Linked DNA regions of Homo sapiens: region 2 is linked to region 1. The links are chromatin contacts, found by Hi-C or POLR2A ChIA-PET in ENCODE. All regions are on one chromosome and are shown on one strand. The core of a region is the stretch at or near the end of the contact, and the rest is flanking DNA. Distances in the headings are between cores, read along the strand shown. Region 1 has its middle 51 kb from the start of LINC01549. Region 2 holds the start of LINC01549 (long intergenic non-protein coding RNA 1549).

Region 1 (5,241 bases), core at 1,162-3,661:
GACTAATGATAATGGATCACTTCCTCTCCCTACATATACACAGAGAGACGGGGTTGGTGTCCATGCATATTCAGAAAAATGTTAATGTTTGGACAATCTGAATGAAAGGGATACAAGAATTCTTTGTTCTGATCTGAAAGTTTTTATGTAAGTTATTTTAAAATAAATTATTTTTTATAAAGAGTGGCAGTAAATCCTGATTAGAAGTTCCATATTCAGGCAGGGCGCGGTGGCTCACTCCTGTAATCCCAGCACTTTGGGAGGCCGAGGTGGGCGGATCACGAGGTCAGGAGATCGAGACCATCCTGGCTAACATGGTGAAACCCTGTCTCTACTAAAAATACAAAAAATTAGCTGGGCTTGGTGGCGGGCACCTGTAGTCTCAGCTACTGGGGAGGCTGAGGCAGGAGAATGGCGTGAACCCGGGAGGCGGAGCTTGCAGTGAGCTGAGATTGCGCCACTGCACACCAGCCTGGGAGACAGAGTGAGACTCCATCAAAAAAAAAAAAAAAAAAAAAAAAAAAAGAAGTCCCATGTTCCTGTGAAGCTTATCAAGTGTGTCAGGTTTTACTGTAGAGAGCTCAGGCAGGAGCTGGCTGTCTTGGGGGATTCTTGGCTGTCGGTATTCATAGGGCTAGACAGTTTCCCTAAAGGACATTTTCATTATCTCCTATGATGGAGTATAAGTCTAACAGTCATTGTTCTGAGGGCCTACTACCAGAAGGGAACTAGAAATCTCACTCTTCTGAAAATAGACTGATTGAACATCTATGTTATCCAATGAACGTCTATGTTATTAATAAGAAACCTACCATCTTTTGTGACATGTAGTCACCTGCCTGCATGGACGGTGGGAGGAGACTGAAGAGTCTGTTACCTCCTTTTTCAGACTTTTAACAAATTCTTCTGTTTTCAGCCCTACTTGCAAACTTAACACCTTCAGAGGCCCCTGGTTCCTCTATTGATAGAAGTTTTCTGAGTTCATGAATCAACTTTCTTCTAGTTGTTTTTTTCTTTTTCAGGTACTCAGCAGAGCAGAGATATATGAGTCCAAAGCCATTTACCAAAGGTTATAAGCTTTTCATTTTGTGTACAATAATCATCTTTTTTTGGTGTACAGTAATCATCTTCTATAATCACCTTTTCTGTTCTCCTCATTTTTGTGGAATTATGCCCTTTCACATCATTTTTGTTATTTTAGTGGGGTTTCAGGAAGGAGTAAGAGAAATGTGTGTGTGTGTTTCCTATCACTTGCAATTAACAGGAAGATCTTTCATTACCTGAGCTTGTTTTTTATCGAAGATTAACTCCCTATGGGTCAGGAAGTAGACATACTGTGTAATCATTTGGCACAGACTCCAGGCTAACACTAAAATATTATTATATTGGGAAATGAGAATAAAGAGAACATTTTTTAATATAAAAAGGAAATGATTATTTCTTGGATGATAATTTTTTTTCAAACTGAACCTTTGATTTGTATTTTTTTATTCTTGGATTACTTTTTCTTCATAGTCCATCCATTGTTCAATTAAAATGGGCAAAGGAAAGAGGTCCAGCCCTTAGAATATTTTTATATTAAATAAATACTTATAAAGTAATAAAATTTTCATTTTGTTTCCATACTATGAATAGAAATAGCCTCCTTTATAATATCCCCAGAGTATGAATAATAGAGAAATTATTGATGTATTTAGAAAGACTTCTTTAAACATACTCTACATTTTTATCTCTGAGAAAAAGATAATTAAGCTTATGATTCCCAAATTGTGCACTGAGGCACCCCAAGAAGTTGCAGTGACCTCACAGGGGCCACACGACATATTGAAAATTCTCAAGAAAAACACAGAAACATTTGTTGGCTGCTGCATGAACTACTGGCTCAAAATACCTTATAATTTAAACCTTAGATTGTGCTGTAATGCTTTTCTAAAAGACATATCTTTGGAAGCTGGGTTTTCAGAAGTTGCTGTGATAAAAAATAGATACTATATGACAATTAACATGGAACGGGAAATAAGGGTGGTGGTGGTGAATTTGGTTCTAAAGGTTGGGTGTCTAGTGCCCAATAGGTGCATGTACCTCACTGGTAACTGTGATGGTGTTAAAATGTATCCAAAATTCTTTAACAATCTTCCCTTTAATGGATGAATCCTAATTCCTTTCCCTTTGAATATGGGCTGGACTTAGTAACTAGCTTTTGAAAACTAGAATGTGGCAGAAGGGCAAGTGTGAGACTCAGAAGTCTAGATCATACAAGGCGTTTCATCTTCCTCTTTGCTTTTTCCTGTTGATCACTCAGTTTTGGGGAAGCCAGCTGCTTCACGGCTTGAGCATGTGAAGATGCTCAAGCAGCCCTGTGGGTGTGCCATGTGGAGAGGAAATGAGCTCTTTTGCAAAAAGCCAGCAGGGAGCTGATGCCACTGGCCAATAGCCATGGGAATGAACCATCTTAGAAGTGGGTCCTCCAGCCTCAGGTAACCTTTCTGGTGACTGCATCCCCGGCCACCATCATGAAGGCAACCTCATTAGGGATCCTGAGCGACAGCCATCCAGATAAGCTCCTCTGGCATCCCTGACCCACAGAAACTATGAGATAATAACGACTTGTTGTTTAAGCCACTAAATGTTGGGGGTAATTTGTTATGAAGCAATGGGTAACTAATATAGTCAGTGTGAGATAATGAAATAGGCCAGGAACAGTGGCTCATGCCTGTAATCCCATCACTTTAGGAGGCCAAGATGGGAGGACGGCTTGAGCCCAGGAGTTTGAGACCAACTTGGGCAACATAATGAGACATTGTCTCTACAATTAAAAAAAAAAAAAATTAGCAGGGAGTGGTGGTGTGCACCTGTAGTCCCAGCTACTTGGGAGGCTGAAGTGGGAGGGTCACTTGAGCCCAGTAGGTCGAGGCTGCAGTGAGCTTGGGTCACTGGAGCCTAGGTCCAGCCTGGGTGACACAGTGAGACCCTGTCTCAAAAAAAAAAATTTTTTTTCCCATTTGTTTATGTGTGTAATTTTTTCAAACAGCGAGTAAGTTGTTAGAATGTAAATACTTCTTAAGTTGCATAAACCTAACTATGTAATAAACAGAACTTTTTTTTTTTTGGAGCATGCGAAAAAAGTTACTGAGACACTAACTGTGCCATACACTGACAAAATTTGGGTACCTCATCAGTAATTAAGTTAAAGATAGTTGCTAAATGTTTTTTCTCTTAATTTTTTAGGAATATACAATAATTCTCATCTATTTTTTGAATGTAGAAACTTATTACGTTTTGACATTGAAACTTTTTTTTTCTTAGTATGTCAGTGGGGAGAAGAATACATTTCAAATTAACCACCATCGAGGAAAGTTATAATTTTCTAGTATTCAATAAACATGAACGAAATCATTGGCTTATAGAGATGAAATATGTGAGGAGTAATATAACATTTAAGAATAAAGTAACTCGCACATACAGTGAAGAATGGAAATACCAGCTTATGGATACAGTAATATGTGAAGGCAGTAGGTGCCATTTCAAAGCAGCAGTTGGTTTACTAAAAATAAAAAGAGGCCAAGCGCCCTCTAGTGGTAGCTGTTGATATAATTTAATAGCAGAAAAAAACTAACACAAAGTGCCTTCCTTTACCTTGAGACAGTGTTTAAAAGGTACTTGTTCTTTACTTTATCAATACTATTAAACCCTTCGCTATGGCTTTGTTTTTGAAGTTTTTTTGAATGAAAGAACGCCACCAATGACTTTTAATGCCAAATTCAGCAGCATTGGGTAGTTTTTTTTTTCATATAGGAGAAACAAAACCTTTCCATATTACATTAAAAAAAGCTCAATGAAGCATAACATTTTCTCAAAGCAGATTGCATCAGCGCCATGCAAGCAACTTAAAAACATAAGGTGGCCCTTATTTAGTGAATTACATTGACTGTAATGCAGCATCTTCCAACTTTCTTGTCCATCTCATAAACAAATATTTAAAACACAAACAGTGCAAAACACTGCACTGTGAGGAGGGGTTGAAGAGAGGCAAGGAGGCTTTCAGAAAAGTGAACCAGTGTGGTGTGGTTCAGAGAATAATGATGGGGGTTGGGGATTAGGATGCTGTGGGAACCTTCACAAAGCCTCTTACTTGATCCCAAGGGAACAGGTAAGGCCTCCAGGAGGAAGAAGCATATCAAGGTTGGGCTGTAGAGCTGAACTGGTAAAGTTGCTTTGCTGTCTTAATTTATCCTAGCTTCCTAAAATGAACGCTCTAATAAACTGTCGCTTGGACTAAAAATAAATTGCTGTAACAAAAGGATAACGACCATGCTTTGCAAATTTGCTAATTACTATTTGTTCTTGTAGTAAGGATTCTCTTTTTGTCTCAGAGGACTGTGACATTATTGCCTCTCAAAACAATGAATCATTTTTCACTAAGAAGATTTCTCCAAGTGTTCACTTCACCTTGTCTTTGAAATTGCCAGCCATCTATTCTCCAAGGCTGATTAGTAATGAATAGAGGAGGACCTTTTTAACTGACAATGCAGTTAATAGAGACCCTAATGTTTGAAAATGCAAAATGATCTCAACTTATCTTTAACGTGAGTTAAAAACAATTGGTTTACACTTTTACAGATAAGTGTAGTATGTAGAAACATATAAACTTGGTAGAATTTTAGGATCATAAACCTATCCGCATGTCATTTCAAATATGAATTTAGCTCACAAATGTCTGTACTCCACAGTAGACTGGAGTTGGGTTTTCCTAGTTCCAGAAGTATATTCACTTACAGAGAAGTCAATAGGTATCTACTTACAGGAAGCCAGAAGAGTGGGAATAAAAATTTCTAATTAATACAATTTTTTTCACTCAATTGATCAGCAAGTAACCCTAAAAGACAATGTATTAGCTTTACTTAGATAATAACTAATGTAATAGAAAAATGAATTTTCCAACATGTAAGAAGTAATTTAGGAATTACATCTGTTCCTAGTTATTTCTTATAATCATGAGTCACAAGCCATCATTCTTGAAGGTAGTTTGCAAATGTAACAGATGAGGAATAGCTATGCCCAGAACAGCTTGGACACTTAGCTTATATCAAAAGAAAATCTATATCCTATGAATTCTTTTGGTTGTAAATGAGGAAATTCAACTCAGTCTTATTTAAACAAAAAGCAGACTTATTGGGCCGTGTAACTGGAGTGGGGCAGGACTGGTACCAGGCACAACAGAATTATGCCTTCTCTTCCCAT
Region 2 (5,241 bases), core at 1,601-4,100, 51 kb before region 1:
AGGTTGCCTCAAAAGTTGGTAGAATTACTGTAATTCCCTCCATGACAGTAGTAAAGTTGGATCCTGCTGATTAGAGCAAAACACAAAAGCTCACTTCCAGAGAACTGTGATCTTCTCATAAAACAGTTGGCATCGCCTGAAAGGGAGGTATTGTTGGTAGGTAAGCCAATGTCCTAGGGCCTGGGACTCAGCCAGCATCTCATGTAACAACCATGCTGCCTATCCACTTTTGTTTGTTTTCCCAGACAAAAATGATTGCAACACATTTCAGAGCCAATGCAAAAACTCTGCCTTTGTAATATGCTGACTTGCTGTCAATAATTAGATGTTCTAAATTGCTACACTAGACAATGAGGTCCAACTTAAAAAAAAATACAAAAACCCAGTTAAAAGCTCAATTGGCCAAGAGGTTATTTCTGCAAAATGATCACCAGTGGTTTTTTTCTTTTCTTTTATTTTTTGTGGGGGGCGGGTGTGGAGTAGATGAAATGTGTCCAGAGAAGAAAAAAAAATCATACTTCTGTAAATATTTTCTTAACTTCCTTTTGCCAGGCAGCTCTGGTTTAGTGAGACATACACTAGGTTAAATTTCAAAACACTTGGATACTAACTGTGCTACTTTGGAGCAAGCCATTTAATCTCCCTGAGGCCCAGATCATTCATCTATAAAGTGAGAATAGTAATACTTCGACTGACCACGTCACAGTATGATTAAATATCCAATGATATATTGTACATGAAAGCATTTATCAACTGCAAGTCATGATACTAATGTGAGGACTGTAGAGTTGCCTTTATTTTCCTCAGAGCAGATTTAATTCTGGGGTGCTGGAGAGAAGTAGGAGAGGTTCAGCTCCAGCTCTATCTCATTTCCCCACGTCTGAGAGGCTGGAAGAGAAAGGAGTGGATCTTGAGTTGGCAACTCCCATTTCTCCATCAGCAGAAAGAGAAAACTGGTTTTCAGGTTTCCTCCTACCCCATGAAGTAAGAGTCCCTTCCTCTAAATATTAAAGAAATTTATTAACTATCTAGATTTTCCTTGACTTTTGCTTCTTTATCTAGGCTATGTTGTTCAATATGACAGCCACTAGTGATTTGTGGTTACTGAACTCAAGAAATATGGTTAATCAAAATTGAGATGTGCTGTTAGTGAAGAATACATGCCAGGTTTTGAAGATAATAGTCCAAAAATACCTGAAAGAATGTAAAATATCTCACTAATGTTTTTTATGTTGATTTCACATTGTAAAGATAATATTTTAGATATATTAGATTGTACAAGATATGTTGTTAAAAATAAATTTTATGTTTCTTTTGACTTTTTCAATTGTAGCTACTATAGTTTAAAATTTTATATTTTATATCACTTTATATGTCTTTTTTTTTTTCCAAGATGGAGTCTTGCTCTATTGCCCAGGCTGGAGTGCAGTGGTGTGATCTCGGCTCACTGCAACCTCTGTCTCCCAGGATCAAGCGATTCTCCTGCCTTAGCCTCCCGAGTAGCTGGGATTACAAGTGTGTTCCACCACTCCTGGCTAATTTTTTGCATTTTTAGTAGAGATGGGGTTTCACCATGTTGGCCAAGCTGGTCTCAAACTCCTGACCTCAGGTGATCCACCCACCTTGGCCTCCCAAACTGCTGGGATTACAGGCATGAGCCACCGCACCCAGCCTCACTTTATATTTCTATTGGATTTGGACAATCAGAGAGGAAGGAAAAACCCGAGTCCCCAGTAGCCTTATTTCATGCCTCTTTCTTTCCATTTTTCAGTCTCTCTCCACCCTCATGCGTTCCAGGTATTGGGAAGTCAATTCTTTTGAGACAAACATCAAGAAACCAAAGAAAGATCAATAGGAAGATCATTTCATCACATTTATAGCACATGGCACCAAATAGACAGTCAGCATCCATTCAGTCAATCAATCATGCATTTAATTAAAATGAAGAATACAGAAATTTGGCAATCTCATGTCCTGAAAAAACAGATACACTAGGAATGAGTAATTTCTCTTTTCACTCTTACAAGTTCTGAAAAGGAGGAGATACTATGATTAGGCTATGAACTATACTGTGTATAGTCACTTATTAAAATCTTATTTTATATAATGGCTATCTGTAGGCATTTAAAAAAAACTCCCTTCTAAAGGTCTAGATATCTTGAGGTCAATAAATGTGCTCTGTATCCAATAAGTACTGAGCAAATGTTGTTGAATATAATGAATAAAATAAATGATATAATCAGTCTATCACTTTATCTTTCTAACCAAAATTAAAATTTGAAGCTAAAATGTTGTATGGTTGATTCGATGATGATATAGGCATTAAAACATGAGTTGTGCCTTAAGGTATGCTTTGCTTTTATCTGATAAAACAATCTTATTTAAATTTTTTTTTTTTAAATAATAGAGACTGGGTCTCAATATGTTGCCCAGGCTGGTTTTGAATTCCTGGGCTCAAGCAATCCTTCTGCCTCAGATTCCAAAAGTGCTGGATTACAGGTGTGAGCCACCACACCCAGCCAAAAAAATCTTATTTTTAAGTCACTTCAAAAAGTAACCCATTTGAGAGTGAATAAATTCTTCCCAGATTAAATCCTGGCTGATGAAGAACACTTATTCCTAAAATAAAATCCCCATCCATTTTTGTCATCTCAGCAACCATCTAAAAATTGTCCCAGGAACAAACTGATTCACCCTATATGAAATAACAGAATAACAGAGAAGAACGATAATCCCATTAACCTGGTAGATCCGGAATGAAATGCAGCTGGAGGATGGAGCAGATTGGAGGTGGGAACAGGGAACACTCAGCAGGCTCCCAGCCCCGAACACCCCTGGAGTCTCAACAGCCTCAATCCATCTGGAAGGGAGGGCTTGGGGGAAGGGCTGAGCATGGCTGCAGGGATCAAAGCTAAGCAGGGGAAAACAGCTAGAGCACTGTCTGCTCTTTGAGCAAAGATAATAGAGTCCTCTCTGTGGTGAAGAGAATGAACACACAGGAAGATTTAAAAACACAACAAACCCGGAGCCGATCAGATTCCTTTATTCCATACCTCAAACTCATCAGGCTTGTCCTCAATTCAGAGTCTCTCTATATTGAATTACAGGGTTAGAAAAATAAAGGGCATCCCATTGAGTGCTTTTCAAACAGTGGGTTGCCACTCTTTAGTGTGAGAGAATCAATTCAGTGGGTGGAGGTTTGCATTTAGAAACTGAAATAAATTAGAATGGAAAATAGAAGGAATTGCATGGAAAAGGGATAAATATTGTTTCATGAATTTTTTGGTGTGTGTGTGTTTGGTACAGGTAAAATACATCTTACTGTAGGCATTAGCCAAACTGTGAAACTGAAAATTAGTCAACTCTATCTCCCTCCCGTATTATTATGGGTTATTAAAATCAGTTCTTCAGGCCTTCAGGAATAGGCTTTTTAGAACCTCCACAGCTAATTCTCTGTTGAGGTATTCCTCCTGCATTCTAGAAATATAGACAATGTCACAGACTCAGTGCAAACCATCCTGAAAAATAGCTCCAGGATCAGGCATTGCATTATGAGGAAGCTAATACTGTTTGTCAGAATCTGAGGGCAGCCTCCCTTTAAAGACCCTAATTAAGGAGAGGGAATGAAGAAAAAATGGTAATAGCATGCCTCAAATGTGAGGCTGCCTCTTGGCCACTATTCATTAGAAAGCCCACAAACTGTGGGCTCTATTTAAGGAACGTCTGGGATGGTTTTGGGCGGGGAAGCAAAACAGACCCAGTCAAATACTTCCCCTTTTATTCTCAACTCTGTTGTCAGCTTACTTTTCTCACCTTGATTTATTTCTTGAAATTTTAGTCAAATTCATTGACAATTTGCCTTATGATTCACAAAGTAGATGAGAGTGAATAGAGAAGCGACCTGACAGAGAAGAGAGCAGGACTATTTAAAAGATTCTGGCAAGAGGTGAGAACATTCCTCGATCCACTATAGAAAACCACCAGTGATCAAACAAACACAGTGAATTCCATTTCTAGGTCTCAAGGAATTAAGCATAACATTCAAAGTTGACTAGATAAAGGAAAGATTTATTATTACTATTATTTTGAGATGGAGTTTCACCCTTGTCATCTAGGGTGGAGTGCAGTGGCCGGATCTCGGCTCACTGCAATCTTCGCCTCCCGGGTTCAAGCGATTCTTCTGCCTCAGCCTCCTGGGTAGCTGGGATTCCAGCTACCCGCCACCACGCCGGGCTAATTTTTGTTTTTGTAGTTGAGAAGGGGTTTCGCCATGTTGGCCAGGCTGGTCTCAAACTCCTGACCTCAGGTGATCCACACGTCTTGGCCTCCCAAAGTGCTGGGATTACAGTTGTGAGCCACTGCGCCTGGTCAAGGAAAGATTATTAATGACAGACTTCATTGCGTTCTGCAAAGCTGAAAGGCAAGGAAAGAACTGGGGGATGGAGGGGGGATTTCCCTAAAAGAAGTCCTAGTAAAGTTGTATATCAAGAAAAAGGCAGATATCTTCATATCCAGACACAAAAGAAAGTTCTTAAGGTTTTACAATGGTATGGCCACTAACACAACCTTTCAAAGAGGAGCAAACGTCCTTATCGCCCCAAGAAATCAAAGTAAACCATGTGAAACCCAAGTGTAGGAAATCCCGCTGCTCAGATAAAGTATCCAGTGTAGCACTGAAACAGCACTATTGCTTTCAGGCAGCCTGGCTTAACCTTGAGTAAAGCCTTTCCTGGGAGTTCAGCTCAGTGAAACAGACATTCTGTCAACTGTATCAGAGACAAGGATTTTAGCTGTAATTATGGTCTGCTAATCTGGTGCAGCTTTAGTTAAACAAACAGAATCAGCACATTATCATTAGGGAGGCAACATAGTTTTCTCTCCCTTCCACAGAGCATTGCTCTAGGAGAGAGACGACTATTGAAAAGTTTGGCTGCTGTTACCAGTTTTACTTCTATCTAATCTTTTAGGAGCTCAGTTTCTCCAAATGAAGAAATGTGTGGCACCCTCCCATCTCAGGATTGCCGAAAAAACACAAAAAAGGCAGTGTTTAAACATGTCGTAACTGGGCACTGAATTGTTCCTGATGAGTCTGTACTGTTCTGTCCTTTCTCTCCCACCATCTCTGGGAAACTGGAATGAAATGGGTCTCACTGCCTACTTTTTTGTCTTTTCTTCCCAGGCCCTTCTCTCCTCTGGTTAACCCGGTCTGAAGACTTGGAGACATCTGTCATATTTTAGATA

The links. A loop is a pair of places that touch in the nucleus more often than their neighbours do. ChIA-PET counts read pairs that join two places held with the same protein, here RNA polymerase II (POLR2A). Pooled maps may share reads with other maps.
Region 2: a loop to region 1 is called in a pooled map of ovary, with 2.0 times the contacts of the local background. The contact joins the promoter of LINC01549 here to the enhancer-like site in region 1. A Hi-C loop is called at or near these places in 4 of 168 maps with a recorded cell type or tissue (HepG2, PC-9 and heart right ventricle), 1 of 37 single-sample maps with no recorded cell type and 2 of 50 pooled maps. POLR2A ChIA-PET finds 5 or more read pairs at or near these places in 3 of 52 experiments (CD4-positive, alpha-beta memory T cell, OCI-LY7 and endothelial cell of umbilical vein).

Annotation. Positions count from the first base shown.
Region 1 is chr21:17,385,551-17,390,791 of GRCh38, reverse strand. No RefSeq gene overlaps it. Among named protein-coding and RNA genes, the nearest start is that of LINC01549, 51 kb to the left of the region's middle. Within about 2 kb of position 2,411, at least 2 of the 41 ENCODE cell types and tissues checked have a DNase peak (open chromatin) inside an H3K27ac peak, as active enhancers do; they include OCI-LY7, where a contact is called at or near this core.
Region 2 is chr21:17,436,499-17,441,739 of GRCh38, reverse strand. LINC01549 (long intergenic non-protein coding RNA 1549) reads right to left here and starts at 2,850. Exons shown (of 4, transcript NR_037586.1): 1 at 2,743-2,850; 2 at 1-66. RefSeq lists an enhancer at 2,638-3,221.